2 separate regions of the Homo sapiens genome follow, and region 2 is linked to region 1. The links are chromatin loops, found by intact Hi-C in ENCODE. Cell type or tissue: thyroid gland. All regions are shown on one strand. Links, peaks and the distances in the headings refer to the core of each region. The heading gives the core; the rest is flanking DNA.

Region 1 (15,249 bases), core at 4,079-12,078:
GCCAGCATGCCCCGGGATGAGGCATGTCAAAGGAGCATCCAACCGCAGTCTCCAGGAGGAAGGTAGGAGCCAATGCCATCACTAGGGACCCAATGCCTTCTTTGAAAATTACCTTCCTTGTGGACTAACGTGTTTTCAGGAGAAAACCATTGCATTATAACTAAAGGCTGCATAGAGACCTTGTCAGCCTCAGCCTGAGATGACAGTATTCAGAGCATATCCTTACCTGGACAAGGACTTTGGGGTTCAGAACCTAGTTTTGAAAGAACTAACCTCAAATTCCCATCTTCAAATGTCTCTGAGCAAGAACTTGGACAAGTCGCTTGGGCCCCGTGAATCTCCTTGCAACCTACCAGAGACTATTTTCTATGTTATCTGTTGCAGCGACTGTCAATGAGCTTATATGAGTGAAGCGAATTCTAAATTGCCAAGTAAATAAAGATTTGGTATTTAGGAAAGAGAACAGGCTATCTAGTGTGTTACCTGTGTTTGGAAGGAGTTAAAAGGAAAATGCTTGATCAAGGCAAGAAACAAGGTTAAAAGTACTCAAGGCTTTTTTCCCAGAAGTTTTATCGAGTCTCATTAGGGAGTCTAACATAGAAGGGTCTCCCTCTAAGCAGACTAAACTGCTGGCATTTACTGCAGGTTATAAATAGAGAAGCAAATCTCTAAAACTAGTTTAGGGTCATGGAAAGGACTACTTTCAATCAATTCCTCATAAATAATATTAGGAACATAATTTCTAATAAGTTACTCTTGCACATTGGTTTCTCTGAGAAACAGACACTGAGATAGAATTGGGAGTGCAGAGTTTATTGGGGGATAACAGTGTTAAAGCAAAAGGGAGGAAGGAAAAAGTTGGAAGGGTCATTGGACCACAGTGCAGACCTGGCAAAGTCTGTGTCCACCACAATGGGAGCTCAGAGAAAAGGCGACCCCTTGGAAGAACCCCTCACTGGGCAGAAGTTGCAAGGATCTTGTACCACTGCTGTGCTCTGGCACTGGCCAGGGGCTGCCCTGTAAGAGCTCACAAGCTGAGATGTGTCTGGAGGCTGTGGGCTCATCTGAATCCTTGCAGCTGAACAGGGAACCCTCCCTTGAAGAGGAATTTGTCATACTGACAAACACTCCCCTCCTCATCCTCATCCCTTCCACCAATATTCAGAATGTTACCAGCAGAGACTCACCGAGATCAACACACTCTGTTGATCAATCCTGCTTAGGACTTGATCCACTATTACATTTTCACTGTAGGACGTGTAAAATGTACACAATAAAATATTTGTTAATAATCAGATCAGATGAATCTGGTAAACTCTTAAAAATTGTCATGATTCTTTCTTATGACATGAAAATTGTATAGTTGTAGAATGCAGAGTTTCCTTTGTGCACTGGCTGCCAGAAGTCTGAAAACTATGGGGAATTTTAGCCTGGGCTTTTGATAAGTATGATCCATGATGTCCTTTCTCTGCATGATTCTCAAACTCTTATTTAAACCTTTTATTTCTTATACTTTATGTTTAGTCTCCATAAATGCTTTTTGGAAATATAGAGAGATAAAATATAGACATGGATATGGATCTCTATTATTCCAGGAATCAGCCAGGGAATTGTGTTTCCACTTGAGCACCCATTCTGGCTCAGTCAGTTCTGCCTTTTGTTTTGCTTTTCCTGGTCCCCCCACTCCCTTACATAGCCTTTGTCAGGTGGTGTCTGCCTCCACATCCTCATCTTTATACCAACTCACTCTATGAAGCTTAATTCAAGTTGTGGGTCTATCAAAACACACAGAAAAAATGGCCAGGCCCAGTGGTTCATGTCCGTAATCCCAGCACTTTGGAGGCAAAGGATGGCAGATCACTTGAGCCCAGGAGTTGTTCGAGACCAGCCTGGGCCACATGGCAAGATCTCATCTCTACAACAAATACAAAAATTAGCAGGCATAGGAGCAAGCACCTTTAGTTCCAGCTACTTGAGAGGCTTCGGTGGGAGGACGGCTTGAGCCCGGGAGGTGGGGGTTGCAGTGAGCCAAGATTGTGCCACTGTACTCCAGCCTTGGGGACAGAGCCAGATCCTGTCTCAAAAAACAAAAATAAAAACAAGCACATACACAAGGAAAAACAAAACCCTCTTGGCATCCCCTGTCTGCAGTCTGTGACTTGCCATTGTGGCTCTCCTGCAGAGATGTTGCATCCTACTCCAGCCATGCCACATCACCACGCCCAAGCAATCCCGCAGGTAAGTCACAGAACTGCTCTGAATGCGAGTTTCTCATCTGTGGATTCGAGCTGAGCTTCCCTTCCTCTCGGTGTGGCTCTGAATGAAGCAGGAGCATGTGCAGAGCACTGTGTACCTGGGTGACCCTTCATGCCTCACGTCCCATCTTGAGACATCCACAGTAACTGTGGGCCACATGACAGTATAAAGCACCTATCCAAAGTCTCCTGGGTGTTTCTAGAGGTCAGGCACAGGTAAGTGTTGTTTTCTATCTATGAGCTTCTTGTAAGATGACCAATGAGGTTTTTCCCCACATTTCCTGCATCTCCATTAGTCTTGGCAGTGCTATTAAGCGTCTAATAAGTTACTGCTTTTAATGATGACTAAACTCCAAAGGGGTTGTCATTTTATCACAATCTTTGGGTGGAGTAGAGGGGAAGGCATGCTGCTCCTAGTCCTCATGAGTCCACCCCACTTAGCTGTTTTAAAGAAAACAAAAGGCCAGGCACAGTGGTTCTCGCCTGTAATCCTGGCACTTTGGTAGGCTGAGACGGGAGGATTACTTGCTGACAGGAGTTTGAGACCAGCCTGCACAGTGGAGCGAGACCCTGTCTCTACAAAAGATAAAAGTAAAAAAATTAGCCAGGTGTGGTGGCGCACACCTGTGATCCCAGCTATTCAGGAGGCTGAGGCAAGAGGATCCCTTGAGCCCACGATCTCAAGGCTGCAGTGATCTCACAACTGCACTCCAGCCTGGGCAACAGCATGAGACTCTGTCTTAAAAAACAAATAAATAAATAAATAATAAAGAAAAAAACAGAATTAGCAGATGTCAATGTTATCTCTTGCTTTTTTTTTTTTTTTTTAATTTGCTTAACCTGCAGACCAATACTTTGGCAGTCTCAGTGTTTCTCAGGATGGCACAAAACCCCACATAAAATACACAGAGCAGCCACTTGCTGAGCCCACAGCCTGAGGCAAACAGGGTTGCCCTGACCTGCACTGCCAGCCTTAGGCCACTTCTGGGGTTCTGTTGGGGTGGGCAGGACAGACATGCAGGTGGAGGGAAGGAGCCATGGTAAGGTAAATCCCAGGGCTTGGATAATGTGGGCTTCTCAGCAAATCAACCATGTCACATGACACAGGTAGTAATGATATTTGATTAAGCATAGGAAGTATGGTGAGTGTAGCTCATTTTTGATATTCTGATGTCATTATTTCAAGTATTAGTTGTGATTTTATGGGTCCTAAGAATTTAACAACAACAAAAAGCAAGCTTTGGCAAAAGTGTTGTGCCATATTTTACACTAACTTTTCAACAAATAACACATACTATATTGCTCTTCACCTCTTAAAAGCAAAATTAAAACCAGTATAGCCTGGCTGTTTGAGGACCCTTCTTTTCCATGCAACTTAATGTCCCTGGAGCTAGGTGACTGGGAAGCATTCCCTGTCCTCTTTTCATGGCAGAGATGATAGAGGAGTGCAAGATAGTGTACTGGCTCCCTACCCACCAGAGAGAGACTCAGCCATCTGTACTACTAGCTTCGCTGAGTGGCAAACACCTGAACTGGAGGACTTGCTTCTAAAGAGGAAATGCTCACCTTTATATTCAGCAAATAGGTATGCATACCTCAAGAGGCCTTGCTGGAAGATTTCATCACAATTTGTGGATGGTAACAAAGAGAAATCCCCAACTCACTGGTCCTCACTTTTCCCTCTACCCTCCCTGCATCCTTCTGACCCAGCCAAAACATTTCCTCTGAAAAGTTACATGCCTGTTCCAAAGACAGATCCTGTTGCTCCTTGAAGTATTCCAAGCCAGGCTTGCACCCCAGGGAGTGACAAACAGACCCACTGGGGCATGGGAAGAAAATATTAAATCCTAAATTTATAAGTATTTTTATCTCACTATGTAAAAAATAACGTTTGTGTGTTTCATAATATTCATGATATAATAATATACTTGTATGTATAAAATAAATACATGTACCTATGTTACGGTACATGCTCCTCTTGAAACTTATATAGAGTACTTAACAAAAACCACTGGAGATAACCACCTTGCAGAAGACCTCCTCCAGATACAAATTTCCATTACTCACTCACGCACATACTCAGGTATTCTGAAATTTGAACTTTGGAAAGAGGCAAATAGTACTGCTGCTCTGCAAAGTACAAGGTAATCTGAAATTGCCAGCTTGATGTAATCAAGGCTGACTTTCACTTGGCTTTGTGTGCATTTGAGTTTCTCCCTACTTCTGCTTTACCTGCACAAATAACACCAGTCTGGATGCAATAGGGATATTGGCTTCACTATCAAGGAATGTGTCTCACTTTTAATTGAATATCTTATTCAGGAATGTACACCATATGCTCTGTTGCCTACCAGCTGAACTGAAGAAATCACAACAAAATCTAATGTCAATTGTCTTATAGCCTCTTGAGCACAGGTCAAATCACATTACAATTGGTCGTCCACATTTAGGGGTTCTGCAACCACGGATTCAACTAATCTCCGATCAAAAGTATTCACCATCCCCCATAAAAGTTAATTGCAGCTCTACTGAATATGTACGGACTTCTTTCTTATCATTATTGCCTAAACAATACAACTATTTAAATACCATTTACATTGTATTAGATATTATAAACAAGCTAGAAATAATTTAAAGTATACAGGAGGATGGACATAGGTTATATGCAAATACTATGTCATTTTCTATCAGGGGCTTGAGCATCTATGAATTTTTGTGTCCAAGGTGGGTCCTAGAACCAATGCCCCGTGGATACCGAGGGACGAATGTAAATCTTCATCTCATACTCCAGGGAAATTCAAAATCCTCCTGACATTTTCATTGATTACTAAAGGGATTATATTCTCAAAGGAAACTATGTCTCCAGGCTCCAACTTCTATTTGTTTCCAAATTTCATCCCAATATTGTGGCACGTCTCCTTTGTCTGTGCCCATATTTTGTAACCCACTGACACAAAGCACTTGGTAATGAATTAGACTTCAGTAACTATTTGGGCTTCATACAGAGGAGTCACACTGTGCCCAACACCAAGCACTTTAAAAGGTTATGTGAGCTGCTCTTCATCTGGTATCATGATTCCCATGGCTGGGTACCTCATGCAGCCAGCTTTCTGCTATCTTATTAGTTCATTTCTTCTCCTCTTGCATATCAACCTGGAAATCTGACTTATCCTATTACAACAAGAAATCCAATAGCTTCCAGCTCTAAACTTGCATACACCTTCAAGTTTGTCAGACCAGAACTGGCAGAATTTCCATCTTATCCAGTGAGTCTAATAGAAGGCAGTTGTGGAATACATGATGATTTTTCCTCTGATGTGGGCAGAGGACAGAGGCAATCACAGTACTTGACTTAAAAACTCTTCATGCTTTCAGACCCACCTCAGATACCAAAAATTCGTAGATAAAATATGCCCCATTCTACACCACCACCAAGCTGAGTTAGACAACATACAAATTCAGGAGTGGAGGGGAGTTGTTTTAAAAAACAATTTGATATTTGATATTTGATAGTGTTTAAAGACACCATGGATGCTTCCTGGTCCTGTGGAGTGGAGCTGGACACCTGGGTCTTATTATACAAGGGACTCTGGATTTGGAAACCCCCACTCCTGCACTGCCAGGGCCAATGGAAGCCCAGTGGAGTGTACGACCACATTATGCATGTGAGCAGCAGGGCAGGGGATGAAGTAGTCTCTGCTGATGTCCATGCAATCCACCCCACCCTTCTGCTCTCCCCATACAGGTCTCCTTCCCACGCCACTTTCTCTTTACCTCTGAAGCTGGCCTGTCCTTCCATGCCCTCCTCCGGTTTCCCATCCACCTTTAACACACAGCTTAGGGCAGTTTCTTCTGCAAATCCACCATACTGATGGCTGTTTGTAGTCCCCAGTAGACATTCTCTACAGGAGTCAAACGAGAATTCACAAGAAAGGATGTAAAGCTATGCTTTGAAATGAGAGTGAAGCACCATTCTCTGACATGCTTACAGCAGGTTTCTTCTCAATGGCAGATTTATGGGGGATTTTATTGATTCTATTTTCATCCATCTGTATTTTCTACAAGAAAAGATTTTTGCAAGAACAATATTTTTCTTAACAGAAAAGAAAATGAAACAGTAAGTTATCTTAAAAGTGAGGGCATGCTCTGTGCAGGATCTAGATTTTATGCAAAAAAAACCCCTAAAAAATAAAAAATAAAAATAAAGCAAGAGTGCTTGCAGAGGTTCCAGGACAGGCTTCCCGCATGCACAAGCTGGAGGCATGCTGACCTGCTTTTCAGCCGGCATAGGGTGTTTAAAAATTGAATGAGTCATCAGCATTTAGAAATCAAGATACTTGGCACATATATCGGGCACCTCCTGTGAAATCTGTCCACCCAGCCCACACCAATTCAACTCCCAAGTCCCAGGCCTGGGTCCACCTCAATGAGCTTGGGGTGCTCTGTCCACAGGACACGGTCTCCACTACTCCCCACTGTGCTGTCTATACTGTCACCTGGAGTTGGAAGCATTTTGTTATCTAACTGTGGGTATCAGGCACCAACTTCCTCCTTTGCCTCCTTAGGACAAGGACCACATGGCCCCTGTGAGATGTTCTCCGTGGGAAGCATGAAGTTCACAGTGCACCTGCTAGGTTTGGCGGCCTGCAAGCGGCCAGAGGCTGTTTGCTGGGAGGAGCTCACTCATGCCAGTGAGAGATGAACTGAGGGAAATGAGTTTTACCAGATCCTGGAAGAGAAAGGAGCAGGGCCCGGTGGGTGGGCCCACTCATTTCAATAAGAATCCAACGTCTCAGTGCTTATCAAAAGCAAACCAAGCCTGCAGGCCCTTTTCAGGTTTATGGATCTCCAGTCCACATCCAGGACCTTTCCTCAGGATTAAATGAAACTTAAACCTGCTAAATAAACACAGGCACAAAATAATCATTGAGAGTCATTCACTGAGCATCAATCATCGCAGCCAGAGTGTTTCTCGTCTTGACAGCTTACTGTAGGGAGGGATCCCTGAGTGCTCAGGAACAAAGGTGAGGGGAGGGAGGAGAATATAGCAACAGAGAGGAAGATCTTTATACAGCAAGCTCAGGAAGAAAATTAAATGAAGAAATACAGTTATCAACAGAAAGAGAAATCCAAAATTGGGTGAGAGGTTTTTGTGGTAGAGGTTACAATGGGCTCTTCTTTCTCCTTTTAATCCAAAGTAATAAAATGCTCCATTTTACTGAGTTCTCTCTGTGGCAAATACTGTGCTGAACACTTCATTCATTTATTTATTATTCATTCATCTACTTATTCACTTACTCCTGTGTCCATTCATTCATTCGTTCAGCAATGTATCTCAGGTGCTGGCAATGCAATGAACAAGGCAAGGGCCCTGCTAAATGAAGGAGACACATGAATATATGATTTTAGAGAGTAATGCATGATATAGAGAAAATAAAACCCAGGAAGGGGAGGGAGGCTGGGAGTAAGAAGTTCTCCTAAGTCAGCAGCTCAGAGGAGGCCACCCCAAGGAGCAGGCTCTGGAACTGAGACCTAAAAGCAGATGCCATTATCAAAGGCCCCTGGGCAGGATGCTGCAGAGAAAAGAAGGGCAAGTGCAAAGGCCCTGCTGTGGACCTGGTTTGGCAGAGCTGAAAGCAGGCAGGAGGACCACATGCTGACCTGCACGTGGAGTTCTGCCTATGTGAATCTGGCAAGCAGCAGCATCTGGTGGTCAGGGATGCCAAATTGGGCTGACCCAATCTGAACCCAGGGTACTGCTGCATTCCAGACCCAAAGAAGCTGCTTTTCTTAAGCCAAGTCCCTGTGGCTCCTAGAAATCCTATCAGTTTTTCCATGGATTTGACAGATATACATATTCACACACACATGCACACACGCACACACACACATGCACAGACACACACACACATATATGGAGACAGATTCAAATGTACTGAAGGGGAGATGCTGAAGAACCTGAGTTCTCACCTGAACTCAGTCACAGATTATTCCCCAGGGGCCTAAGCAAACTTGGAATGGAGAAACCACCTCCCAGGAGACAACAGAACAGCGCCCAGCTCTGCAAGGCAGGTTTCGTTCCACTCTCCGCTTTTGCCCTCCTGACTCAGTGTCCAAGCTCTCTAAGCCCATGGTCTCCAGGCTGCCTCTTCTACCAGGAATGGCTGTGGTACTTGTCCCCTAACTCCCTGCAGGAGATGCTGTGCGTGTCCTGGGAGAGCAAGTGGCTATTCCTGTGTGTGCTTATGTGACACTGTCCAATTCCAAGCACCTTTAAGACTCTCATCTTCAGAGCTCAGGGCTACTCTTGAGGCAGGGCTGAGAATAATCTCCATTAGCCACTGATAGGAGCTGATGGATAAACACCCCACCTCCTTCTCCTCTGGCAGATGTCTTGGAGGCATGCCATGCCTACTGGGGACTCTCCGAGAGGTCCCCATTAGCACTGAGCCCAGTTTTCCACAGTGGTAACCCGATGATGACAAACCCTTCATGGCTGCCTCCTCTTCCTTTCCTGTGTCACTTCCCCACCCTCCCTGGTGCATCCTGGGACTACCTCCCACATAAACTTCTGGTCCTTGTTTCAGAGTTTCCTTTCAGGGACACTAAACCCAAAGCGCTGCCTAAGGTGCTAACTGACAATCAATCTTCAGGACTCAGCTTAGAAGTCACCTCTTCCTGCACACTTTCTTTGATCTCCTTTCACCAACACCAATGTTTGGATCAGGAGTCTTTTCTGCAGGCTCTCTTACCACACAGAAGGTGACCAGTGTTGTTCATTAACAAATGACGTGTCCCTCGGTAACAATCAAATGCAGGGAGTGAGATGTGAAGCCACCATGCGGTCCCCACACAGCTTTCTACAGAAGCATCTCTCCAGATCCAATCTGCCCTGGCCTCACCTCTGATTAGGACTGGGTCCCCTTTGGAGGTCACACTGATTGATTAGTGCTCTCTGGGGACAGTTCTATTGACAATGTGGCTCTTCTCAGAAAAGCACAGCAAAAACAACCTTTCAGATTGAGGCCAGCTTCCATTGCTCAATGTTAGATATTTTTCCTGGAAATATCTGTTGGAGAAGGGATATTAACTACCAATAAAAGTCATTTCTCAAACCACAGTGGACACATGGACCCAAGCACACAATGGACTGTGAACTCCAACCTTTGAAAGTCAAGCCTCTGCTTCAGCATTTGGCCCTGTCCATGATGAAATTATTTCCTTTCCCCCAGGAACTTGAACTGGTAAAGTGACCTCCATGTTTAACGTATCCAGGCAAAAAAGGCACTAAGTCTCTATAATTCAAAGATCAAAAGTACCTAAAATAGATCTTCATTGGTTTGAACTTGAAGGAATTTTACCTCCAAACTCAGATTAATTTCTTGGCCTGAACCCAAAGTAAATGGGCTTGTCTTCTTTGCATTTTAAGGTAAATGTCTCTTGCATATCTGCAATAGTTCAGGGTAGCAAATAGCTGATAAGCCACTGAGAGGTTCATTAGTCATTTTCAGAAGGTGGCTCCAGCAGGAGGTCCATGGGCTGAGCAGTGCAGGCAAGCACACCGGAACTGAAGCTACCTGAACAGAGAGTGTGTTTCCCAGAAACAAACTGGAACAAGAAAAAAATACTCCACAGTGAAAGGTGAAGCATGGTTTCTGGGATCTTTGGAAAAAGAAAGATTCCTTGAAAGCCATATGGCTCAGGACCATTGGAAAAAGCGCTTTGAGGGCTTGGCTAAAGGTGGAAGGGGCTGAGATTCTAGGTGGACAGCAAACTGGAAAAGCCATTGGCCAAACCCCTCGATGAGCAGTGACTCCCTGAGCTTCTCATGCAGATGCAGAGGTGAAATCAAGCCAAGAGGGCCCTGATGGTGACATGCTTCACTTGTGTTCTCTGGCACATAGATGCATGAAATGGGGCACCAGTGCTGGGTTTGGGATAGCTGGGCTGCTTATGAATATTTTTTCCTTTAGCTTCTTTGTGCTGCTTCACACAAACCTCAATAGTGGGGCTGGTAGTTGAGTGCAAAGCCCCGGTGGACACACACATCTACACACAGCCACAAAGGTTACGAAACAATAGTCCACAGACAGGAAGGAGAGGAACTGTAAATAAAGGGAATGGGAATATGGTACGTTTCCCCATTGTGTGAAGCAGGGTCGGGGCAAAAGCTGGAGACTGTTGTAAAAAAGAGTCCTGGGCAGGTGCTCAGAGGACAGCTGTCTCGCACAAAGAAACCTCTTATTAAAGCCACTGTGTTCACTGTATAATTGTATTTACCTGTAGTGTCTTCTGGGCATTACTCATTTGCTTCATTATTGCCCAGCTGAACATTTTATTTTCCATGATGGGGAGTTGATTCTTCCCTCTGTCCCTGCTGAGCATCGATATGTTCTTTCAGAATTGGGAGGTATCAGGCCAAAGGTGCAGTTACCAGGTTGGGTTCTAGAAGACTTTGCCCTGACATTGTATAAATTATTCAGTAAATGAGGCGACAAGGCCATTGAAGCTTGGGCTCTTTCCTGTCTGACTCCCCATCTCATTCTAGTCAATAGCACACCTAGCAGAATTCACGTTTGGAATGGCCTTTGCTTCTGACAGGGAGAGAGCCAGCAAAACTGTTGGTAGAGGGGATCTTCGGGTTTCATGGCACCTACCCCTTAAAAACATTTAGGGGAATGTGTAGGGGAGAGAGATCTAGATCTGGGAGGCTTCTGGAAATGTCGGGTGGGAGTTCTGGAAGGGCTGTGCTGTGCCCGCTGAGGCCCATGTTCGGCACTCTGATACAGAAAAGATGATTCTCTTTTAAATAATCACAATGGAATAAACCCTTTATTTAATAAGAACATTTTACAAGCATAGAAATATGACATGTTTTCTGGAAGTCCCATTGCAATTCACCTCCAAGAAACTATCACTTGGCTGGTTGCAGTGGCTCATGCCTGTAAGTAATCCCAGAACTTTGGGAGGCCAAGGCAGGCGGATCACTTGAGGCCAAGAGTTCAAGACCAGCTTGATCAACACGATGAAACCCCATCTCTACTAAAAAATACAAAAATTAGCTGAGCGTGGGGTTGCATACCTGTAATCCCAGCTACTTGGAAGGCTGAGGCAGGAGAATCGCTTGAACCCGGGAGGTGGATCTGAGATCGTGCCATTGTACTCCAGCCTGGGCAACAGAGTGAGATTCTGTCTCAGGAAAAAAAAAAAAAAAAAAGGAAAAAAAAAAAAAGAAACTATCACTTACTGGGGTTTGGTATGGCATCAAAAAAGAATATCCACAGCTGATTTGAAAACACTATTTAAAAATTTCCTTTTTCAACAACAATCAGTATAGTTTTCTTCCTATACTTCAACCACAATAATATAATACAAACAGATGAACTCGGAAGCAGATACGAAAATCTGGTTGTCTTTTTAAGCGTGAAATTAAAGAGATCTGCAAAAATGTAAAAAACATCACTCTTCTCCAGAATTGTTTTTGTTTTGAAAAATAGTTATTTTTATTTAAAAACATGTTATTCATGTTAGCATTTAACTGGTTGATTATTATTTCAAGATTAATAAATGCATATTTTTATATTTCCTCAATTTTGATTTCTAATATGGTAAATATAAATAGATTTTGCCCACATACGTAAAAGCTCTCTGGGGACTTCAGTAATTTTTAAGAACGTAAAAAGCCTCAAGACCAAAGAATTTGAGGACTCCGAAATTCAAGTACTCACCCAACTTAGCTTTAGAGTGAAGGGTGGAACCTTTGGCCTACCAAGATCTATTTGTCAGTTCCAATCAGAGAAATGTCAAAATCTTGAAGGATATATTTAAGGAGTCCAGAAAGGTTTTCCATACCAGCCTATCAGTAAAGCTCAGAGCTTAGTTCCTTCCTGAAATCTTGTCCACCGGCTCAGCCAAGTCTGCAGAGTGGGGTGAAAGCTTAGTCTTAATAAACATTCATCTAAGCAGCCCCTTCTCTTTTTAAGCAAGGGGCTTCTGAGATTAGGTGTTCGCATCAGAAAGGGGCGGGCACATGTGACACCCTGAGGACATCTGTCTCATACAAGGTTTCTCTAATACTCACAAGCAAATGAGAGCTGCCCAAAGGAGCAGACAGAAAGCAAGTCAAACAGCCCCTAGCCCTGCTCTGCAGGAATAGTGCAGAACTGATCCATGGCAGGATCTGCAGCTTGGATGCTATCTTTCAATTTCCCCCAGGGTGGGTCAGTTGGAGCTGGAGGATGTGCTGGCGAGATGCCCCACCCATCGCACCGTCAGGCCCTGCGAGGAGGAGCACTCCATCTGTTTGCTCATTGAGGAAGACTAGGGTGGGATGTATTACAACCACCACTCCTACTGATTCTCAAATTGGAAGACCAGAGCTTGCAACACATCTATCATCTCCAAGACCTGTTGCTGTTGCTTCCTAGAGTAAGAGAAAGTTTCCTAGATACAGTTTTCTATGTCTAATTCAGACAAAGGGCAGAGGCCCTGAGAGGCCTCCAACTGCAGAAGACATGCTTAAACTTGGAAATTCCAGGCCGTTAATAATCACAACCTGAAAACACAGCATTGTCAGCGGTGGCTGTTGGAGTTGGTCAACTTCGCTAAGAGGCATTCAGTTTCTCAACTCGGTAATGCTAAGAAGCTACTTCCCTTAGGCAATCTTGCTGATTTTGGTGAATCTTACAACACTCATTTGGAAAATTGCTAAAAATGACTATGTTGAATAGAAGATGGCACTCGCCTTCCCTTGTGATTTCTACAGAATATCCTGAAATTGCTTTTGCGTCAGATAATACACATCTTTATTTATAGTGCTGTGCTGCTTTAAATCGCAACCAAAGCCTGCATAATACTTACCTACATAATATTTTATTACATTTTAGGTTTGCATGTTTAGAAAGCATTTAAATTTTATGAAAAACAATACAGATAGTTTCCTGATTGTAAGGAAAATAGAAAAATGATAAAAAGCCATCTTTATCTTTCATGAGAAGACACCAAGCCTGGGTATGTGTTCAGTTATATCTCCTAGAGTTACCATGATGCTTCACCATCACACCTTTTAAAACAAATTAGTCATGCATTTATTTATTTGTTCAACAAAATTCAAAGTATCTTCTAAGCAATGGAGTTGAAGAACTTGAAAGAATATTGTAAAATGTAAATCATGAAAAATATGACAGAAGAAAATCAGTCACTTTATAAATACAAGTTGGCATTATGTAACTATTTTTATTTAATGTGTTTAACTTTTACAGATGATGTTTTTTAGAAAAAGATTTAGTAATTTGCTCAAAGTCACACTTAATTTTTTCAAGCATCAGAAACCAAACAAAACAAAAAGAAAGAAACATGCCTCCCTCAGTTTTGGTCCAAAAATAGGTATTTCATAAATATTTGTTCCTTTTTTTCTCTGAATTCAGATCCTGGTCGTCTTTCCCTAAATTTCCTTTTTTCTTTTGTCGTGGTTATATAGAATTGAATATTTATAATGAAATAGACCTGCTGACTGGGTCACAGTGATAAAAGATGCTGAATGCTTCTGGTTCCAAGTAGTTGCAGTTGATGAATGAATCCCAGGTCCTAGCAACTGTGCTTAAAGGGATACACCTGCTTACAGGTGGTTAAGGGGAGATCTATTTCTATACATGGGACTGCCATAAATCAGAAGGAGATCAAAACATTTAAAGCCAACCAAGCAGGCAACATTTTTTGAGTAATTGAGGCTTGTTTTAGAAAACAAAAAATGTCTGTGTTAGTCCTTGTCTGTCAAACATTATTCTCTGTTTGATTAAGCTATACAAACAGCAGGACTCTGATGTAAGCAAGATTTTTTCTTTTTGTATGCTGTACATAAATGTCTTTAATCTTTTGAGTTAGGAATTTATTGGTGGAGTCTTCATGAGTAAATCCAGCAAATCTCTGAAATAATTTTCCCTCCAAAAGGAAATAGAGCAGGGAGGAGGCAGAGAAGGGTCAGTGAAACTCAACCCAAAAACAAAACAAAACACATTTTCCTGGAACAACAAAGTAGGTAAGAGTCCAGCTGACTTTTAGCCAGCTTAAGTCTGGGGTCTGGGTGAATGTGCCTTGGGTCAGGTGACGATAAAGGGACTTCAGACCAACTTACCAGCTGCAAATGAAAGTTCTTTCTTGGGATTTCAACAATAAACCAAACAAACCCACAGCACCATCCCCAAGTCTGCTATTCCAACTCCAGGAAAAGATTCCACACAGAAGGTCTGCAGAAGACAGTTGGACCTGGAATGGTTCTTCTTATTTTAACAAAAAGAGTGAAATGTGGATGCTTAAAATACACAAAAGGTTTGAATCTTGACTCCTGTGAGTCTTGACATTTGCATTTTATTCTGGGAATTTTCAAAGGATAACTGTGAGTCGTTAATCAAAGGACTTTTAGACATTGGGTGCATTTGTTTGCCATGGCTGTGTAACAAATTCTACAAACTGGGTGGGTTAAAGCACGAAAATTTTATGTCTCACAGTTTCAGAGGCTGAAGTCTGAGATGTAGGTGTTGCAGGGTGGGTTCCTTCTAAGAACCCACTCCATGCCTCCCCCCAGCTTCTGGTGTTTTGCTGGCAATCTCGGACTTTCCTGGGCTTGTAGACCCATCAGCCCGGCCTCTGCCCACGGTTGCACATGGCGTCCTCCCTGCATGTTGTCACCTTGGAGTGGGCCTACCCTATTCCATTATGACATCATCTTAAGTAAACACATCTGCAACGACATAAGGTCCTCTTTCCACATAAGGTCACATTCTGAGGTACCAGGGTTATGCCTTCAACATTTAGAAGTGGAGTGGGGCACAGTTCAGCCCACAACCATGGGTGTGGTAGTGTGTTTGTATGTGTGCGCAGCCACCCTCACCCTTTCTCCACCCCGCCTCCTCAGAGATGCCACACCCACTTCTCAGACTCCACTCTTCTCTCCCAGGAAGCCTGCTAGCACCCAGCCCGCCCCACCCCACAGACA
Region 2 (15,249 bases), core at 3,498-11,497, 60 kb before region 1:
CATGAAATATGTGTACAGGATTGGAATAATATGAAGATGACACAAATCAAGCAGTAGACAAACACACTGAACTATGGAAACAACTGACAGTGTATTTCTAAGAGAAAAATTATCAAAAAGTACATGCTGTCGTTCATTTAGCCAACACATTGAGTGCTGAACTTAATTATACAAATAATAATAGCTTATGTGTATATGTAAAGAAAACACAGAACAGACATAAGGATAAAAACAAATATTACCTTTAAGTGTTGAATATTATAATGAAGATGATGGAAATCATCCATCATCTCACTATTGTTTACTTTAATAAACAGTAAGACTTTGGAAATCAGAAAGTAATAAGGAAGTTAGAAGGTGTCATGCTTTACCACATCATACGTTTTAAAACATGCCATGCTCTTTCAACATGTCATGCTATATTGTCATGCTTTTCCCCATAAGTTATAATATGTCATGCTTTTTATTTTGCAAAATCCTTTCTCCTAAGAGTTTAATAATAATGATACAATGGGATGGCAAAATGGTTCCAGCTGCTTTTTTTTTTTCCTTTTCTTTTTTTAACCAATTGCCCCAGGCCAGTTTAAGAGCTTTGATACATGATCAGAGTTTCAGCCACAGCTTCCCGGCTGGTTCAGAAACAGCAGAAGGAAGAATTTAAAGTGCAAGTAGTGGCTTCAGAGTTTCTTGGCCTCTGAGTCTCCCAGTCACTCTGCACCCTCCAAATCAAGACTCTCCCAAGTTTCTCTGTCACATGGTGCATTTGAGAGAAATGTAGAAGTGGGACTCACTGAAACTGAGGCTGGATCCTGGAATCATGCCTTATGAGTTGCTTACAAGCTTTGTTCCCTCCTTTTTAGTGTTCTCACACCTTGTTAAAACATCAAGTGCAGGTTCTCAATACTGCAAGAGAAGAGCCATCTTCCCAAGCGATTCAACAGCAAAACATTTAGATTTCCTCCCACAAATAAATGTCTTGTTCTATTATGTGCCAGTATAGGAATTATGGGACATGATCATTCAGCACCAAATTTACCTTAGATATTACAGTGATGTGTAAGATATGGCTTTTGTTGACAAAGGATTTATTATTTATTGTGTCAACAGGTCTTCCCAATGCTCCCATGAAAAAAACTTCCCGTGACTTCCTTTCACCTCAAATTACAGCTCCCTGGGTTTCTCCTCCAACACCACCCTTCTGCACTCACTATTTCTACTTTCTGAGCAGCTATTGTTCCACAATTTGTCAGTTGGACTTCTGTACCATTCTCCATCAACAATCTACTGAAAGTGGTCTGGTAAAGGTTGACAGCAATCCAAGTTGTGAGGTCCATCAACTTCTCCATCATCCCACTGTCTGAAACACTCTCTCTGTCAATCACCTTCTACCTGCAGAAAACGTTCTGTTTCCTGACCAGTGACTTAGATTTGCACAGTGATCAAGCTTTCAATGCTTGTCTTTTCTTGTTCCTTGGTCTTTCTCATGTAGACTTACCAGTTCCCTTAACCTTCAACTATCTTCTCATATTCACGACTCCTAAATTTGTGTTTCCAGCTCATCTCTCTCCTGGACTAATACAAATATGAAATAGCTTCCTGATCCTCATCAATTCTCTATTCTTATCCACACCCTCATTCCTTACCTATTGCTGAAGTCATCACCATTACCCTCTAACTCATATTCCTATCTCTGGCCTTATGCCTATCCATCCCTTTCCTTTAAAATTATATTTCTATGTCAGATATGGTTAGCGCCTTTAAGGGTCCAAATGGAAACTTGGAGCATATAAGAAATAGAGTGCAGCTCTCCCTTCGCACTCTTGACTAAAATCTTCAGGAAAACTGTCATGATCTATATGAAAATCCACAATGCCTCTGAATATGAAGCATCCCTCCCCTGGAGTCATGCAATATCCAACCTTCATGGCCATATGCGGGGGTTCTGGTTCTGTTAGTAGGATCCCACATCAGAATAACCAGGTTGACAGAACACATATATGCCATTTAATTATAATACTTTAGATCATCCACATTTCCGACAAATGGTCTTTTGGCTCCTGCACCAACATCTTCAACAACTGGGAACTCTTTCTGAAAGTGTATCTCTTCTTTACAGAGTTCAGAAACTGAACTTGCTGCCTTCTTGAAGCTTTTCTTTATTGACAAGTTTTTAAATATTTTAAGAATATTCGGAACAAGAAAGCAGAATAACACAGTGATTAAAGGTACAACCTTTGATGATCAACAGATCTGTGTTGGAATACTTTCACTATTTACTAAATGATCTTAGACGAATTCCTCAATTGCTCTATTGCTTTGTTTTTTAATCTGCAAAATGGGGATAATATCATTACCCATCTTCTCCCTTTTAGGGTTCTGAGGATTAAATGAAGTAATGCTGGTAGTGATACACAGCACCCAGTCCATAGCAGGGGCTTGGTAAGGCTGGATACCTGCCCTGGCTAAGTGGGTTTTTCATATTTTCTTCCACCTTTCTCTATATTCTGTAATTATTGGCTCTTCCCAAGTCCTGCCCATATTCCTCTATATGTGGTCCTTGGAAATGAGGTATCTAGGCTTGAATGAGGCCTTCAGATGTGATCTTCAGGTCTCAGAATGGTAAACTTACTCCAACTTGCATCTGAGGCTTAATAGTATTCATGCAATCCAGAATCTTGCTAGGTGTTTGGAGAACCACACAATCCCTTCAACCTACAACAATGCTGCAAAGGGAGAAGCTTCCAGGTGCTTTCCCTGGACCTGAAGGTTTGCTGAATCATGGATCCTCAAGCTTGCGTTCGTGCGTTTGTGCTGGGATCCAGCACAGAACCTAACATTGGGTTCTGTTAAATATCTTATCACTTTTCTTCTAAAGAAACTTTGGAGACTCTTCATGACCTACAGAATAAAATCTAAACTTAGAAAACTTGTTGTCTGATTTCCCTGCTCTGCAGCAGGGATTCCCAGAGGTAAGTGGATGCCCCTTGCACTTCCAAGCCCACTGTTAATGACATGCATGGTTGTGCCACTTGTGGTCTGGCTAATTGCATATATTCGCCTCTCTCCTAGACTGTGAGCTCCACAAGAAATTTTGTTCTCCCTTGTGGGCCACGATGCCTAGTACAGCATAGATAACCAACAAATATTTACCAATTTTAAGTCAGGATTTGATCCTGACACCTGCTCCCTTCACCTGGGTGGAATCGGTTGGAGATGGCCCATGGCCTGCTTGGAGTTCACGTTCATGTTGCTTTCCATGGTTCCTCAGGGGCCTATGCAATTCTTTTTGAAAGCTCATTTTGGCTCCATAACACTCTAGATGTCAGGTTTTGCTTCCTTTTGTTTTTTTTCTCTAACAGCTTCATTGAGATTTGATTCATATACCATAACATTTACCTGTTTAAAGTGTACCACTCAGTGGTTTTAGTGTATTCACAGACTCATGCAACCATCACCATACCAATTTTAGAACATTTTAATCACCCCACAAAGAAACCCCATGGAGGGGGCAGGCATTCCCCATTCCTGCCCTCCACCCCCACCCCAAGCCCCTGGCAACCACTAGGTGCCTCCTCCAAGCAGTTCATATAAATAGACATACAGTACATGTGCTTTTGTGACTGGTTTCTTTCACTGAACATACTGTTGAGAATCAGCCATGGTGTGGTATACATCAGTTCTTTGCTCCTTTTGACTGCTGGGTAATATCCCCTTGTATGGATGGACACGCCACATGTTTTGATCCATTCGTCAGTGGATGAACACATGGGTTGTTTCTACTTTTTCTGGCTATCACTTTCAGTGCTGTCTGGATATAGTCCAATGAGGGTCACAGGAGAACAAGTAGAGGGTGATTTTTAAACGTGAGTAAATGATGCACACAGAGGTGCGTTTTAGGCCAGTGATGGTGCATAGTTTGCAGCATGCACACTGCCAGGCCCATACCCTCTTCTGGGTTCTCAAATCCCTTTTCTATGAAGATTATTTCTTCCCTTCTTAGTTAATTTCCTTAGATTCGATAGGCATCAATAGTGTGCTGTGGACGAATTCCGCCTTCTGAAAGCTCTGTAACTGGGACTCTATGAACAACTCGGGTGCAGAGAAGGATGAGCCTGTTGAGTGTGCAGGATCCTTTACTCAGCCTTGAGCCTCTCTATTCACTGGCATTTTACAGTCACTTCAGGCTGGAAGCCATGCTGTGTGCGGTACTCCCAGTTCACCTGTATGTGAACACAGGACACTGAGGAAAAGCATTTCAACAGCCTGACTTCCTCAGATACATACAACCTCTCCTCCCACCCCACACAAACTTGATTTTACTCTCCTTCCAGTGAGGGCAACATGTCAATCTCTTTTCAAACCCCACGTGGAAAGCCTGGCTACAGTTTTGGTAACAATGAGGTACTTTCTTCTCATTTATGTTAGCACTCTTACCTGCTTAGCCTCAAAAACCCCCAGTATAACCTTGCCTGAAGAAGTCGCTAAGGATGCTGGCATTATTTGTAAATCGATTGCAAATGGTACTCAGATATGAAGTTCTTCTGCGGTCTTCGTTAAAGCTTTGTATTATTCTATGTGAATATAAATAGATAATTATTTACTTAAAAAATATTTTGTGGGCTATAAAGGTAAATGCATAAACAGGTCCTACAAGAATATTCTTTATTTTTGTAATTAAAACTATTCATTTCTGCCAAATTTTCTTCACCTTTTATTTCATTCAGAATATTATTATTATTATTATTTGCTCTACTGTGGGCAAAGTTTCTAGAATAGCTCAAATTAAAAATATGTATATACTCCCTCACCCCCTTACTCTATTTATGCCATCAACTTTTCTCCATAAAAGAATCTCATTTTATGCTTTCATTTTCCACATTGAACTTTTGGGTACAAGAAAGTGGGGGTGAAATATGAGTTCAGATGCCTGCAATTGTCTTGGAATATTTTTCTGCACACTCAAAAGCCTCCATTATGAACAAAGTCTGATGTTCGTTCACCCAGTGATGAATGCTGACTTAGCCTGAGAAAAAACTAATTAAAAATGTTGTGGAAAATGCAAACGTGGTTGATTTAAACAGCCAAAAGGAATTATCCTCTTGCAGTGTAAACTACCTATGGAGTGTTAAAGTTCTTGGAATCAATTAGTTTCTAGAAACCAAACAAATGATGATCTTACTCTTGTCCCCAAATGATAAAACAAAGGTTTGGTAAAAGAATACTATACATTACAGTTTTAACATTGGCGTTTAAAATTTTCTGTTTGTTTTTATTTTCTAATTTTTAGATAACTAAAGCCTAAAACTACAGCTAAATAGGATGTTTTAATTCACGCTAATTACCATAAAATTCATGAGGTAGGATTTTTTTTCTTAACCTTTCTTATTCACCTACTCCTTGCTCCAGAATTTCATTTTGGAGTTTATCAGAACAAAATTCTTTCGCTGCGCTCTCCAGTCCTGTTTGCTGAGTTCCGCAGGGTTTGCTGACAAGTTCTACTTGAGTAAATTGTATTTAGACAACCGTATATTTCATTTAGGCCTTTTGCAATGACTGGGCCAAGGTCAGTTTTATATTCTCCTGAAATCATAAAGTGACACTTGAGATAAACAGAATGTTTACTCTCTCCATGTGAGCTGAGGCTGATATGTAAATTTATCCTTATTCTTTCATCAAATTTGCATTTGCCCTCTTAGCCAAACACTACAGACTTCCAAATCAAACAGTTTTGATGATGGTCAACTCTTTATGACCGATGGCCATATCAGAGAAAAAGAAACAGCCATTTAGATTAAAATGAAAAGCACAGTGCAACATAACTCTCCTCTCTAGGTTAGTGGTAATTGGATGAACTTTCATACAAGAGGTGTTTTGATGCTTCGCTGCTTACCAGTAATTACCACGGGCTTCCGGCTTTGTGTGTGCCTGTGATGTACCCTTTATCTGTGACGAACACACCATACTCACCTATCATCATTTTTTTTCCGGTCAAATAAACCAAGTACCTCTAAATAGATTCTTTATATTAAAGAAGGAGAAAAGAAAGGAAGGCGTAACAGAAAGACTTGATCCTCTCCTCAAATGAATACATTTGCTAACTCTAGCAAGAATAAGACACAATAAATAATGACAATACACAAGGTAGAAGATGAAAATCAGAACTCTAGATTTTGTAGACTGTTGTCTTCCTATGAGGTTATTCTGTTTTCCAGTGTGTGCGCTCTACAGAGGTGACTTGTCGCCCAGGGCAAGGAGGTGTGTCACTCGCTTACTCCAAGGTGAGCTGGAATCTGTTAGGTAAAAAGCTCCCAGTGCCCAAACAGCCTCGGGCCCGGTGAAAAAAGCCACTCCCAGCAGCTTAAATCTCTCTGATGCAGTTAAACAAGAGGCAGCCTCTGAGAACGTGAGGGATAAAATTAGTACCTGTGTTTGCTTTCCATTCTTTTTGAACAAAAGGAGCTATTTCTGTGTTCTGAGTTTGCAGAACACAGAGGGGATTAAGCAATGGGACCACACAACTCATTCCTTTCAGGTTGGGGGCTGGGTTAAACACTCAGCATAGCTCCCCGGGAGCGGTAGCGCCCACTAGGTTTTATTCCCTCCTGAAAGTTGTGCTATCGGGGTCTTGCTCAGGGGAAATAGAGCTCCACAGCCCTGCTTGTGTTTTGTTTCGGCACCAAATGCAATGCTAGCAAGTTCAAAGCAAACGGTCTGCGAGACAGGCTGCACAAAGAAGAAAAAAGTGGCATTCTTTCAGGAGCTCCTGGATTCTGCTTCCTGTAAGGAATAAAAAATGAAGACTGTTGGCGCTGAGCCTTGCTAGGTTACTGAAGATCTCCCACTTGGAATGTCAGACACATCAGTAAACGACTTGATCCAGAAACAGAACTAACGTAATTCACGCCATTGATACAACAGGACGAGTGTCTCTACCCAACTTCAGTGCTTGTCTTATGAAGAAGAAGACCAAGAAAAAGAAAGAAAGGAAAAGAGAAAGCAAAGAGGCAAGGGAGTGTGGGGGAAGGCAGAGAACACAGTTTCCTTTTCAGTGTGGCTGTCAAATGGCGATCTAATTGTGGCCGGGCTGCAGGAGAGCAGATAGCTTTTCTGAAGCCCGCAAGTATTTCTGCCATTCACCAGGCCGAAGGATGCCACACACAGTCTGTTTGTTCAACATAAGCAAACAGATTGTAAACTGGCTGATAATTTTTGTACTGACAATGTCATTTACAGCTGTCAGCCTTTCGTCTGCCTTGTTTGCTTTATTCAAATATGAACCAAGTGGACCTCCCTTCCAGCGCTTTCTTCTGCATTAAAATCACATCCATTCCCTTCCAAGCTGTCTTATCTAAAATTCATTGGAGGCCAATCAGTTGGCTGAATGCTTTGTTGTTTCCATGGAGGCAAGAAGTCTAGTGTGGACTTTCGGGGATTAGGAAGTTTCAGATTTACAGCCTTGAAGTGCGTGTTTCTTTCAGTTAGCTTCTTTTGATTGCAAAGAGGCAGGACATTTAAATATAATTTTATGTCTGAACCAGGAAGCAGTGCTTTAAAAACGTAATCATTCTGGTTTGTGGCTCCCTCTTGCCAGCACTTGGCCTTACTTCTTCTGGTTTAGTCCTTGGAATGTGCCACCCTCGCAGCATGGATTGGCATTCTTCCTCTGCCCCTAGGTCATGACGGCTCCTTGGCCAGCGGGCACTGCTCAACTGCACCTCTTCTCTAAAATCCTGGCTTTGATCCTGCAGCCTGTCAGGGTGTCACCCACAAATCTTGAAGCCTCCTCTGTTGTGAGTGGAGGTTGCAATACCTTCTGTTAAATAATTCACATCGGACTGGCTGTCTGGTGGCAGGCAGGCAGCTGCAGATATTGCCACTTTGCTCAGAGAGTACAGGCACAGTCTCCTTAAAAAAATAAGCCAGTGGCAAAGTTGCCTACTTCCCTGCACCTGGTGCTGGTGAGAGTTCCTAATTCCAGGATGTGCTTAACTCTGAACTTCAGCCTCATATTTTAAGGGCAACATCAAGAAAAAAGTGATGTTTGTTCCTGGGGATGGGGAGCCTTGCTGCATTCTTGGGAAAAGAGTGTTCTTTTGGCAAACGTGATTTCTGGTCTCTTACTCAAACAAGGAATATCTTAAAATCATCCATGATGTATTGGGCAATTCATTACTTACACTGAAGGCTTTAAAACATAACATCACTGGTACTCTGATTTGACTTTTGACTGTGGCAATTTGTTTAAGTTTGTTTCCCAATGCTTAAAACGGCATAAAGTTAATCAACCTCAGTAAGTGAATATTGAGAATATATTATATGTAACAATAAATTCATCACAAAAACTTTTATATATTTGGGATAATTTCAAGTTGCATCCCAACTGAAATTTGCTGTTTTTTTCTTTAGATTTATTGCAACCAATCTCAAATATTTGTTTAGTATCAACTCTTAGCTTAGAATACATAAATCCTACTACAGGTACCAAATGAATATTACTCATGAAGTCATTTGAGAAAAGTTTGAGGTAGTGTCCAATCTCATGCTAGGTGGAATTTGGTAGAAAGTATGTATTTTTTAAAAGTTTCAGAGAAAAGAAGACTCAATAGAGGTTGCCACATGGGGGAATATTCATTCTATCTATTTAGTCAACATAAGAAGCATACAATACTATGAGGAAGCTGGTAATTTTATGTGATAACAAGCTGTGCTATTATAGAATAGAATGTATTAGTTGCACTTATGTGAACTAATGTGTTGTATGGACTGTGATCTGGTACATAGGCCTGCCTATTCTTTGTTTCGTTTTGTTTTGTTTTGTTTTGTTTGAGACAGTCTCCCTCTGTTACCCAGGCTGGAGGGCAGTAACACGATCTTGGCTCACTGCAAACTCTGCCTCCTGGGTTCAAGCGATTCTCCTGCCTCAGCCTCCTGAGTACCTGGGATTACAGGTGCCCATCACCACACCTGGCTAATTTTTGTATTTTAGTAGAGACAGGGTTTCATCATGTTGGCCAGGCTGGTCTCGAACTCCTGAGCTCAGGTGATCTGCCAGCCTTGGCCTTCCAAAGTGCTGGGACTACAGACTATCTGTTCTTTAATATAGAATGTTATTAACGGTCTGGAGTCCCCATGGTTACAATGTGTCCTGCTCTCTTGGAAGGCCACGCAATTTGCTACAGCTGAGACCTTGTTTCCCTATGACTTCAAAGAAGACCTTCTTGTTGTAAAACAAAGCATTAGTCTTTGCTTTTTATCTTTAAGACTTTAATCCTACTCTGGTGTATGTAGGGATATTTAGCTGTCAATATCCTGTTTTTTATGTTCTATTGAAATTATAATCATTTTAATATGTCAATTAAAATAAAATTGATCTACTTACTAAATTTTTATGCAATTTAGATGCTATATAGTTGATCAGTCACTAAAGTATTTATCTGAACCTATCCCCTACCATATAAAAAATTACAGCACCCTTTGTGTGCAATTCCAAAAAGCAAGAAGCTCTGAATACTGAAATTTTAACATGACATGAACTGTACTGAGAATATGTAAAATCTTTTATTCTGCATGCATTTGCTGCAGAAATATTTGTGTTTAATTATGAGATTGCTCCCCTAGACCCCACTGGGTATTTTATTAAACACATGGAATATTGTTCATCTTATCTTTAAAAATCTTTAAGTTGCTGGATTCTGAACACTTTCAGACCCAAGGGTTTTGGACAGCATAGCACATACCTGTCTAAGGTGTGTTTCATGGTGACTCTATGAGAAGCAGATTAACACTCACACAAACTATTAAGACTTGTGGCTGAAAGGACTCTGCTGTGAACAGACAGGAAGAAAATTGTAATTAGAAAAGGAAACTAAAACTTTGATCATATATGAGAATATAGAGGAGAGGAATTGGAGAAACAAGTTGTTGGTACAGCAGTCTGTAAAGCCAGGACAGCTGACAGCATCAATTTGATGTTTGGCGAACAATAGGTGGAGAGAAGACAAAGAGTTCTAAAGAAAGATAAAGCACATGAGAGAAAATGGAAATAAATGTGTCATCTGAATGAGGTATATTTTCTCCTTCTTTGCACAGATATTGCAACTCTTCTACAAGTTTGAAGTTACATCAAAACAATTTTTTAAAAAGTCAATAAAACCCCAAAGGAAGCATCAAAGAAAGTGAAGCACTCACAGAAAAACAAAGAACCTTCTTTGACGTTTTCTCCCTTTTCCTTTCAAGTGGCTAAAGTGGAAATGAGCAATCAGAAATGCAGTGGAATAAGAGAGAATGTAAGAATAAAGAAAAATGGGTGGAGAAAAAGAAAGAGAAGAGAGAAGGGGAGTATATCTGAAAACCATGTTTTGATGTTGTCTAACTCTTCAATAGTAGCTTACCGAACATCCCCTATTGTGGGGCTCTGGACACATATCTTAATTTTTGTGTGCCTCAGTTTCTTCATCTGTAAAATGGGAGTGACATGGAATCCATCTCACTGGATTGCCATGAAAAGTAAATAAATAGAGATTCCAAAGGAAGTCTCACAAGCACTCAGCAGATATTTGCCACATTTGCTATTGTGATGTTTATTGGCATTATTCCTACTGTGTGCCAGGGCGGTGGGCCACGATTTTCTCATTCATTACCCTCTTTTTACTTACAACAATGCTCTGAGGTAGATACTAATATTGTTCCCACTTTACAGATGGAGAAACTAAGGCTTAGAGAGCTTAACCAACGCAGGACAAATATGTGAGGACTTGCTTGGAATGAAAACACATCTAGGATTACAGGGATGGAGGAACAAGGTCTGAGGGAAGGCTCAGCCACAATAACCACAGGAGGAGACTGCAGCAGGGAGGAGCTGCTGGGGCATCACATGTACATGGTAGTGCAGGGGGCCTCCAAGGAGCCACATGAGGGGCAGGTGAGCAGGTAAGCTGGGCAGTCCTCCCTCTTCCTCCTGTGCTAAGCAATCCCAGAGGATACTTGCCTCAGCCTGATAGTGGTACGGTAGTGCCCTCTTATGCTTGAGGAATACATTCCAAGACCCCACTGGTTGCCTGCTACTGTAGATAGTACCACACCCTATGTACACTAAATAACTAAGCCGACTAGTAAGTGACTGATGGATGGTGGTGTCTACAGTGTGGAGATGCTGGACAAAGGGATGATTTATGTCCTGTGCAAGACAAAGTGGGGCAGTGAGGAATTTCATCATGCTACTCAGAATGGCGCACAAGTTAGCATTTATGAAGTGTTTATTTCTAGAATTTTCCATTTAATATTTTCAGACTGTGGTTGACCACAGGTAATGGAAATGGCAGAAAGTAAAATCATGAATAAGGAGGGACTACTATATTCTGGTAAATGTCTAACAAATGGCTCTCTGGCAAAAAGTGTGTGTGTGCGTGTTTGTTACAGATATCTAGAAGAAAATATGGGAGAAAAGTTCCTTGACATTGGTCTTAGCAATGTTTTTTTTTTTTAATATGACACCAAAAGCACAAGCTACAAAAGCAAAAATAAGCGAGCAGGACGACATCAAACTAAAAAGCTTCTACACAGCAAAAGAAACAATCAACAAAACAAAAGGCAGCCTATGAAATGGGAGGAAATATTTGCAAACCATAAATCTGATAAGGTATTAATATCCAAAATATATAAGGAACTTACACAACTCAATAGCAAAATAACCAAATAACTCAATTAAAAATGAGTAGGTATTTTTCCAAAGAAGACATATAAATGGCCAAGTGCATGAAAAGGTGAGCAACATCATTAATCATCAGGGAAGTGACAATCAAAACCATAATGAGTTATCACTTCACACCTCAGGATGGCTATTATCAAAAAGACAAGAAATAACAAGTGTTGGCGAGAGTGTGAAGAAAAGAGAGCCTTTGTGGTTGGTTGGAATGCAGACTGGTGCTGCAGTATGAAAAACTGTATGGAGATTCCTCAAAAATTTAAAACTAGAATTATCATATGATCCAGCAATTCCTTTTTGGGTAATATATCCAAGGGAAACAAAATCAGAATCTTGAAGAATTATCTGCACCCTCATGTTTATTCCAGCATCATTCACAATAAGCAAGACATGGAAACAATCTAAGTGTCCACTGACAAGAGATCAATGAATAAAGAAAATGTAGAATACAATGGAATACTATTTAGCCCTTAAAAAGACAGAATTCTTGCCATTTGTGACAAAATGGATGAACCTGGAGGACATTATGCCTAGTGAAATAAGCCAGACACAGAAAGGCAAATACAGCATAATCTCACTAATACATGGCATCTAAAAAAGTCTGACTCATAGAAACAGAGTAGTGGTGATTAAAGGCTGGGAAGTGAGAGACATAGGGAGACTTTGGTCAAAGGGCACAAGGTTTCAGTCATAAGATGAAGAAGTTCTATAGATCTAATGCATAATTGGAGAATGTATTGATAACTTGGAATTTTACGAGAGCAGATTTTAAGGATTAACACACATACACACACACACACACAAATAGTAACGAGTAGTAGTGGACGTGCTAGTTAATTTGACTGTGGTAATCATTATGCAATGTATATGTATATCACGTCATCTCATAGTATACTTTGAATATACATTTTTGTCAATTAAATATTTTTTTAAAATATTATTAATTATAAATTCCATATAGCTAATTGATTTTAACAGAATTCTTTTGTTGATTTTGCTGAACTTTTGCCCTCATAGCCAACTACAAATCAATTCTTTTTTTTTTTTTTTTTTTTTTGAGATGGAGTCTCGCTCTGTTGCCCAGGCTGGATTGCAGTGGTGCAATCTCAGCTCACTGCAACCTCCGCCTCCACCTCACTGCAACCTCAAGTGATCCTCTCACCTCAGCCTCCCCAGTAGCTGAGACTACGGGTGGGCACCACCACACCCGGCTGATTTTTGTATTTTTAGTAGAGACGGGGTTTTACTATGTTGGCCAGGCTGGTCTCGAATTCCTGACCTCAAGTGATGCGCCTGCCTTGGCCTCCCAAAGTGCCGGGATTACAGGTGTGACCCATCATGCTCAGCCTACAAATCAATTCTTGATCACTCTCAGATTCTGCAAAGAAGCCCCTCACCTCAATGATGAGCAAATGCAACTCCAACATGAATGTTAGTTGATGTTTTTGTTGATGTTAAGTAGTAAAATGAAAGTGAAACAATGAGGACATATATTGGGACTTTAGTTGTTCATCAGTGGAATGAATGGCTTCTTTGTTGAATTGGAGAACAGTTTTCAAATACTCAAAAAATATTTCCTGAAGTATGCTTTATGTGTTTTCATAATATAATGGCTATAAACGCAGCACATTTTTAAGTTTAACCTGCTATATTAACATTTTCTCCACCACTTTCTTAAGTCTAGACAAACAACGAAACAATAAATCAAGCTCTGATTTTCAGCATTTGCCAGTTTTCACGGCTTGGATACTCTCATCACAGATGAATTCAAACTATCAACATGAACATGGATTTGGCAAGAGGTACCAACAGGATACCAGTATCTACAGGTCTCATGAAGGAGGAAGCATTTGAATTTGGCTTGTAAAACATGGGGAACTTTGTATAGACAGAAATGGAGGGAGAGGACATTCCTGGCAAAAGACACACTTAAATAAAGGCAAAATAGGGAAACCGTTTTGACATAGAGAGGCATCAAAGGGCCTACAGAAGACACCAAGAAAGACATGCAGGACCTTGGGAAAAAGATCTGGAATGTGATTTCAAAGGACTCTGAATTCCTTTCTTATCCTATGAACTTTCCTTTTATCCCATTAAAGGTTTCGTTTCCTTTTGCTTTTGTTTGGTGGGGAATAATTTGCATGTTTGTATTGTTTTGTTATATGGAATGGAAGACAGAAAGGAAGCAAGAAGGATGGTGTGAAATGGTCAGATTTGATCTTTAAGGATAGTACTCTAATAACCAGAGTTGTGGAAGGGATGGAAGCTGACAGACTAGAGGTGGGGAAAGTTGGGAGGAATTTACAAAAGTCAGCACCAGAGGGAATGAGACTGCACCAGGCCACAGCAACAAGAATGTCAGGTCCAGTGGGCTTGGATGAGGCCTAACTTACTGCCCTCTATGTCCCCAATAATCTAAACAGGGCCTGGCACACAGAAGGTGCTCAGCGACATTTGCTGAAGGAATGAACGACGGAAATGTAAAGTAGGGAGGAAGGGGGAGAGATCTCAAGTTTGTTCATATCAGGAAAATAGCTCTGAATAATACTGAATTCTATATAAAAAATGTAATGCATTCTGTATCAGAGTTTCCAAAAAATATTTTTAAAAACTATGTTGCTGCTTAAACCAGCTCTGACGGGAAGTTGAAAGTATTGCTTATAAGCCACAATTTTATAGGAATCTTATATGTACTATTGAAGTAATGTGGATAATGTAAGGAGATTTTTCTGAATGTAGATCACATTATTTTTCTGGGTACTTGCCTTATTCTAACACTACCTTCATTCTTTGTTCCTTCTTCCTTTTCAAGGGGTTAATAGTCTGCAAAGAATCTATTAAATGCATTTATGGAAACTTCTCATTATGAAATGCTTCTTAGGAATCCACCCAGGGAATAATTTGGGACTTTTTTTTTAATTCAATTACTTCTTTTTCCTCTAGGTAGGAAGCAGTTGGGAAGGGTTATACTGAACTACAGGAATTAACTCTGAATCCAAATTTTGAAGTGTGTTAGTGGCGGCAAACTTCCTTCTCCGAACATTGGTATGACTCAGTATTAAAGTGCTGGGCTCCTGGATGATAAGAAGTCTGTGTGTGGGGGTGACCATTGTATGTACATGTTCGGTTAATCATTACAGGCTTCTCTGCTTATCACCACAGTGGTGCTCACCACAGGCCAGCAAGAGGAATGATGGATTTCTCCCGAGTTCTTGGCAGGAACTGAGCTCCACTGGTTTTATTCTGAAGCTGCTAACAGAGAGCCTCCCACCCTTGCCCTTATCACTTTTTATTCTTCTACATCCTTGAAATTAATGAGACAATGAGTTGGTTGTGGTGACCGTTTCCAGGCCTGTGGCTGCTAAGCTAGCGTCCAAGTCTGGCTGAGAGGTGGGAGGACTACGGCCAGGAGATGTTGGGTTTCACTACATGATGCAATGCTCTAATTTGCTGAATCATAGTTCCTAATTTCCTGGAATCCAAGAAACATGGCCTTGTTTACCCCCGTTTGTACTTAGATTCAAGGGCTGGACATTTAAAGATCA

The links. Peaks named below come from ENCODE experiments on the same cell type or tissue, not always from the same donor. Only the 100,000 strongest peaks of a DNase experiment are listed, where the experiment ranks them.
Region 2: it touches region 1 in a loop (2.5-fold over the local background); 6 of 110 quality-filtered maps call a loop at or near these places.

The regions. Positions count from the first base shown.
Region 1 is chr20:22,456,621-22,471,869 of GRCh38, forward strand. LOC105372562 (a long non-coding RNA gene) reads right to left here and starts at 10,625. Exons shown (of 4, transcript XR_937337.3): 1 at 10,536-10,625; 2 at 6,030-6,157. It overlaps LOC105372563 (a long non-coding RNA gene), which reads right to left and starts at 14,918. Exons shown (of 3, transcript XR_001754711.1): 1 at 14,760-14,918; 2 at 11,984-12,172; 3 at 11,407-11,444. RefSeq lists an enhancer at 1-197. In thyroid gland, for the core only: no CTCF peak of the experiment used is centred there; no DNase peak of the experiment used is centred there.
Region 2 is chr20:22,396,892-22,412,140 of GRCh38, forward strand. LOC284788 (a long non-coding RNA gene) reads right to left here. Exons shown (of 3, transcript NR_027090.1): 2 at 4,435-4,571; 3 at 3,442-4,220. Among named protein-coding and RNA genes, the nearest start is that of LINC01427, 120 kb to the left of the region's middle. RefSeq lists enhancers at 4,984-8,271, 6,901-7,010, 14,651-15,249 and a silencer at 9,020-9,314. In thyroid gland, for the core only: no CTCF peak of the experiment used is centred there; no DNase peak of the experiment used is centred there.